Regions from separate parts of the Homo sapiens genome. Here region 1 is linked to region 2. Evidence: chromatin contacts called from ENCODE Hi-C or POLR2A ChIA-PET data. All regions are on one chromosome and are shown on one strand. The core of a region is the stretch at or near the end of the contact, and the rest is flanking DNA. Distances in the headings are between cores, read along the strand shown.

Region 1 (2,700 bases), core at 58-2,557, 900 kb before region 2:
GGCTGCTGCAGGCTCAGGGCAGCTCAACTTCCAAATCCTGTAGCTTCAGACTTGTGGTCCTTCACGACATGCTGAGTCACAATCTACTGCTCCCTCAAGCCCAATGTCACCACAAGCAGAGTCTCTAAAGGACATTCTCAGAAGATGGTACTGTCAATGTGAGAGGCACCTCTCCTCCCCTCGAGTTCTGGTGCAGCTGATAACTAGAGATCTCAAATGCTTCCCTGGGCTTTACTTTCTACTTCAACAAGTACTGATTGCGGGCCTCTGGAGCCCACACACTGCCCTATACACTGGGTAACACGGAGCACTCAGGAATACACGATCTTGGCGGGGCGTGATGGCTGAGGCCTGTAATGTCGGCATTTTGAATGACTGAGGTAGGAGGATGGCTTGAGCCCGGGAGGTAGAGGCTGCAGTGAGCCGTGATCGCGCCACTGCACTCCAGCCTGGGCGGCAGAGGGAGACCCTATTTCAAAAAATAAATAAATAATAATAAAATTAAAAAAAAAAAAAAGGAACTCACGATGTGGCCGTAAAATGGGTTACATCCTAGTTAGGAAAATAGATGTTTGCAAAGGTACATAAATATGCAAGCATCAAAACAATAACAACAACAACAAAAATTTAAAAAATGCAAGCATCTACGTGTGGCACAGTCCCGCGGGCCGGGCGGCTTACTGTGGTTGAGGTCACCAGAAAGACTGTGGAACAGACGCATCGCGAGTGGGTCTCGGAGGGGTGGCGCATATGGAAAGAGGAGAAGGAGGGCTTTTTTGATTGAAAGCGAATACCGGCAAGAGGGCCTTTGGCACGTTCAGGGAACCTTGCCTTACACGCAGACACAGGGTTGGGGATCTGTTCGGAAACGCCTGAAAGATCAGGCTCAGGAGAAGACCACTTTTTGGCCGCTTCAGTACTGCGGTCAACCAGCTGGAAAGAACCCCCGCCCTCTACTTTTCAAATTAATCTCCGGCCGGCGCACGCGCCTCGTGGGGCGGGCGCTGTGCTACCATAGACATGCAGAGCTAGATCGTATACCTCCTCGGAGGCGGACATGTTGGGTCCTGGCCAAAAAGTTGGAAACACCTGGGGCCACTACCGAGGTAGGCTGCTCCTCCCAAGAAAGTGAGACCGAAAGAGCTCCCGTGGAAGCGGTCAAAGCAGGGGCGGGGCGAACCTGTGACATGCCCCTCGGAAGAACAGGCTTTTAGAGAGTCGCCAGGCTCCCTGCCCTCATCCGAGATGGCGGCCTGAGGGCGCTCTAGCCGACGCTCTTCGGATGCCCGGAGGGGGCGGTGGCCTTGCCTCTGGCTCTGAGGCGGCGGCGCCGGGCGCTGCGAAGGCTCGGCCGCTGTAGTCAGTGGTGTGGGGTGCGCAAGGGCACGGACCTCGGAGCTCTCCCCGCTTGCGCCGAGTTTCTCAGCGCCTTCCCCACCCAAACCGGGGTCTCGCAGTCGGAAGCACTCAGAGTGCAGCCCCGCGCGGGGCCGGTCGTAACCGCGCCGCGGGCCGGACGATGCCCAAGAAGCTGCTGCTGTTGCCCCCGCCCTCCGCGTCCTCGGCTTTCCGCGTCCCGCGCGCCCGCCCCGTTCCCCCGCCGGCCATGAACGCCGCTCGCACCGGCTACCGAGTCTTCTCGGCCAACTCCACGGCCGCCTGCACGGAGCTGGCCAAGCGCATCACAGAGTAAGGGGGCGGTGGGAGGGCCGGGCCGGGGGCGGCGGCGCCTAGCTCTCCTTCGCGCCCGGAGGGACCCGCTCCCCTCCACCCGCCCCACCTCCTGCACCTGGGGCGGGAGGCGCGGGCCTTCCCAGCCGGACAAAGCTTGGAGGTGACGGATACCGCCCCCCGCTCCCCGGTTTTGCAGCTGGGAGGCTTGGGGCGGACTCTCGGTGACCTCAGCCCCCCGCCCCGTGACTGGGTCCGCGGCCTGCCTGCCTTTCGTCTCCGCAGTCCCACACCCCGGGGCGGGCCGAGCTTTCTGGAGCCCCGGAGTGCGTGTCTTGGGGAAAGGGGCTCAGGGCTTGGCTTCCTTTCCCACGGCTGGAGTTGACCTGGGAATCTGACCGCCGCCACTCTCAAGTCTCACTGCAGTGAGACCCGCGGGCGTGGTTGTGAGTTGGGGGATCCGACGCGGCAGGTGCGGTCGCAGAGCAAAGGTGTGGGGACTGGCAGTGCGAAGAAGGCAATTCCAGGGAGGCAGATGGGCCGGAGCTGGTGGTAGAAATGACAGGCCTGACCCTGCTTTGTAAATCAGCTTGGGATAAGATCAGTCATTTGTGTCTTTAACCCAACCAAGCCCCTGGTCTTAAGTCGCCTTTGGGGTCTGACAGCTCTGAGATGCCCTCCCAGCCTTGCCACTTACTAGCTCTGTGTCAGTGGGCAAGAGACTTGATTTCCCTGAACCTCATCTGTGAAATGGGCATGGTTGAGAATATTGTATGATCGGGATAATGTAGAAGTAGTATCTGGTTCTAGCAGAGTAGGGGCTCATAGTGGCCCTCTGAATAGTTGTTTACTAAGTGGCCTCTTTTCTTTTTCTTTTTCTTTTCTTTTTTTTTTTTTTTTTTTTTTTGAGACGGAGTCTCGCTCTGTCACCCAGGCTGGAGTGCAGTGGCGAGATCTCGGCTCACTGCAAGCTCCGCCTCCCGGGTTCACGCCATTGTCCTGCCCCAGCCTCCCAAGTAGCTGGGACTA
Region 2 (2,700 bases), core at 201-2,700:
CAATACAGACAGAGACTACAATGAATATTAATACAAGAAGTCTGCCAGAGAACTACCTGCTGGCTTCTTAAAATTACTGAATGCAAACCAGGTATGAAGACCCTAGTCATTGCCAGGAAGCATAGGAGGATCCTACTTTTAATGCCCATCGCTTTTAATGCCCAGAGCCACCCTGCAAGAGCTCAGGGGAGTCAGGGAACTTGATCTCCTCAGGTCACACCTAGGAAACAACTAGGTCTAGCGGATAAAGAACTCAAGCCCCTGGACTTTCGGATTCTAGTTTGGCTCTAGGTGACCCTGGCCTTGCCTCTCCGAACAATCTCCACATCTGCAAAATGAAAATGTTAAAACTGCCCCCTCCCTGCTTCCATCTTCCAAGATTACCTGCGGAATAACAACTATGTCACTAAAGCTGAGCGTCTTGGATAAATCATGAGAAAAAGATCCTTCTCTCCAATGCATACACCCACATAGCAGAAGGAAAACAGATTCCATAACGAGCTCCCTCCTTTTTTCCCTCAAGAGCCACCGAAAAACTCAGGAGAGAGGGTGGGATGTAGCAGCACGTGACCAAGGCAACGCCAAAGTTTAGCCCGCGGTGACACACCAATGAAAGAGCGGGGCTTTGCTTGCATCTGGCGCTGGGCAGCGGGCAGGGGCCGCATCGTGGCATGCTAGGAACCAGGAGACCTGGGCTCCAGGGGTGTGCGGTACAGGAACGAGGGCATTCCACAGGAGTCACTTTATCCGATGGCATGGATGGTGAGCTTCCGAGGAGCCTGAAAACGCTTCTGGAAAGGCGGAAAGAAAAAAAAGCCCGCTCCAAACTGCAAGATCAGGGATGGCTGCCAGGAGCCCCTCGGCCGGCTCCATCCAGCTGGGGACGGCCGCGCGAGGACCCCGGGCGGCTGCGGAGAGCGCGCGCAGGCGGGACAACGGTCTTTATTTAGGTCGGGGATGAGGACTCCCAGGGGCCTCGAAATAAATACTCAGGGCGTCGGCGTTGGGAGCCCTCTGGGCCAGGGCCTAGGCACGACAGACCTGGGGCAGGGATTCTTTGTTGGCGAGAGGCTTTATTTCTGGCGAGAGACCCCACAATGGACCAATCCAGGGCTGAGAGCAAGAGTCTGAAGACTCGGGGGAAGGCAATGGTCAAGAGCTGGAGACTAGAGCCAGTCCCTGGACTCCCCCTCAGGAGGCATCCCCTTAAGCCGTTCTCTGGGTGCAGACCCCAGACTCCCCTTTCCTTGGCCAAGAATCCAAAGGACGCGCAAGGCCGAGCCCCACGCCCCCTTGCTCCCCACTTTCGGGCCACGGGCCTTCTCGTACTTACCGGGGCCCCGGGGCTGGTCTTCCTCGCCCGCGTCCTCTCCCCTCCCAACCCCCTCCTCACTTCACGTCCCCTCCTCCGGGGGCCGCAGCCATGTCCGTTACTGGCAACTCTAAGGGGGCTTGCCTCCCTTCCGGGCAACAGAGGCGCCGGCCAGAGAGCTAAAGTTCAGGCCACCGATTGGTCAGGATTTGAGAATAGGGGGAATTCTGGCTTCTTATTGGCTACGCGGCGTGCTAGGCTGTAGCTGCAACCGCCCCTCTGGGAGCCTGGCGGAATTAGGTGCCGAGTGATGCGGCCGGGAGAGTGAAGAGCCACTGTCCTTTCCTGTGCGTAAAGCTCAGGCAGTTTCTAGTCCAGAAACCCTGACCAGAGGGCATGGCTTTACCTCCGATTCGTTTTCCTACAGAATTATTCTAAAAAGATAGACGGCGCGCCCCACCTTTTTTCCCTTTCTTTTTAAAATAAGCCCTTTGCAGAGCTCCCCGCCTCTCTTAAGTTCTTCTAAGCTCCCTCCTTGTTGCCTTGAACAAATGCCTAGAGGCTGCCCGCTCCGAGAGGCCTTGGAGGGACTCCCTCAGGACGAATATTGCGTCCAAACCAAATCTAGAAAATCTAAGGCAATACTGCAATTCCCCCCTCCCGCTTCCAGCTCGGCTGAAATCTAAAGGGAAAAACAAGTTAAATTTTTTTTCTAGGTAATTAGATAAATCGCCTGGGAGACCTCTCTTGGGAAAACAAAGCAAGCCTGTGTCAGTATTTACTTCTCTTTTCCCAGAGATCTAAGTCTGGAAGGCTTGTTTAAAAAAAACAAAAACAAAAAAACAAACAAAAACTTGTTTATATAATTGGGAAAGAGCTGAGGTTGGCCTTGTGAAGTAAGAGCCCCTTCCCACATTCATGAGTTTAATTACGTAATTAAAATCCCTTTCTCAGCTGGACAAGAAGATGGCATTTTAGTACCTAATCTTGTATGACCCAGTTTAGCTGTTGCCTAAAACGCCATAAGAATCATGTCACTAACCTGCACACAAAAACTGATAGTTCACCTTTGCAAATAGGTCCAAATCTTTCTGCCTGATGTTCAAAGTCCTTCATAAATTGACTCAGACATACGTTTCCAGGTCTAAGTCCCCACAGGCTAAACTATTCCTGCAGCCACATAGATTAACCACCATTCTTTAAACGTGACAGAGACCTTTCCACCTCTGCTCCTTCGTCACATGGTTGGTTCCCTACGCTTTGCTTTAAAGGTTCTTTTTTTCTTTTTTTTTTTGAGACGGAGTTTCGCTCTTGTCGCCTAGGCTGGAGGGCAATGGCTTGATCTCGGCTCACTGCAACCTTCACCTCCCGGGTTCAAGTGATTCTCT

What was found. Hi-C counts contacts between places; a loop is a spot of excess contacts on that map. ChIA-PET counts read pairs that join two places held with the same protein, here RNA polymerase II (POLR2A). Pooled maps may share reads with other maps.
Region 1: a loop to region 2 is called in a pooled map, with 4 times the contacts of the local background. The contact joins the promoter of PRPSAP1 here to the promoter of TMEM94 in region 2. A Hi-C loop is called at or near these places in 1 of 50 pooled maps. POLR2A ChIA-PET finds 5 or more read pairs at or near these places in 2 of 52 experiments (B cell and GM12878).

Annotation. Positions count from the first base shown.
Region 1 is chr17:76,352,523-76,355,222 of GRCh38, reverse strand. It overlaps PRPSAP1 (phosphoribosyl pyrophosphate synthetase associated protein 1), which reads left to right and starts at 1,307. Exons shown (of 10, transcript NM_002766.3): 1 at 1,307-1,689. The coding sequence starts at 1,520. RefSeq lists enhancers at 961-1,230, 477-1,341, 2,191-2,250 and a silencer at 1,511-1,830.
Region 2 is chr17:75,455,385-75,458,084 of GRCh38, reverse strand. It overlaps TMEM94 (transmembrane protein 94), which reads right to left and starts at 1,450. Exons shown (of 32, transcript NM_014738.6): 1 at 1,334-1,450. RefSeq lists a silencer at 1,394-1,553 and an enhancer at 1,704-1,753.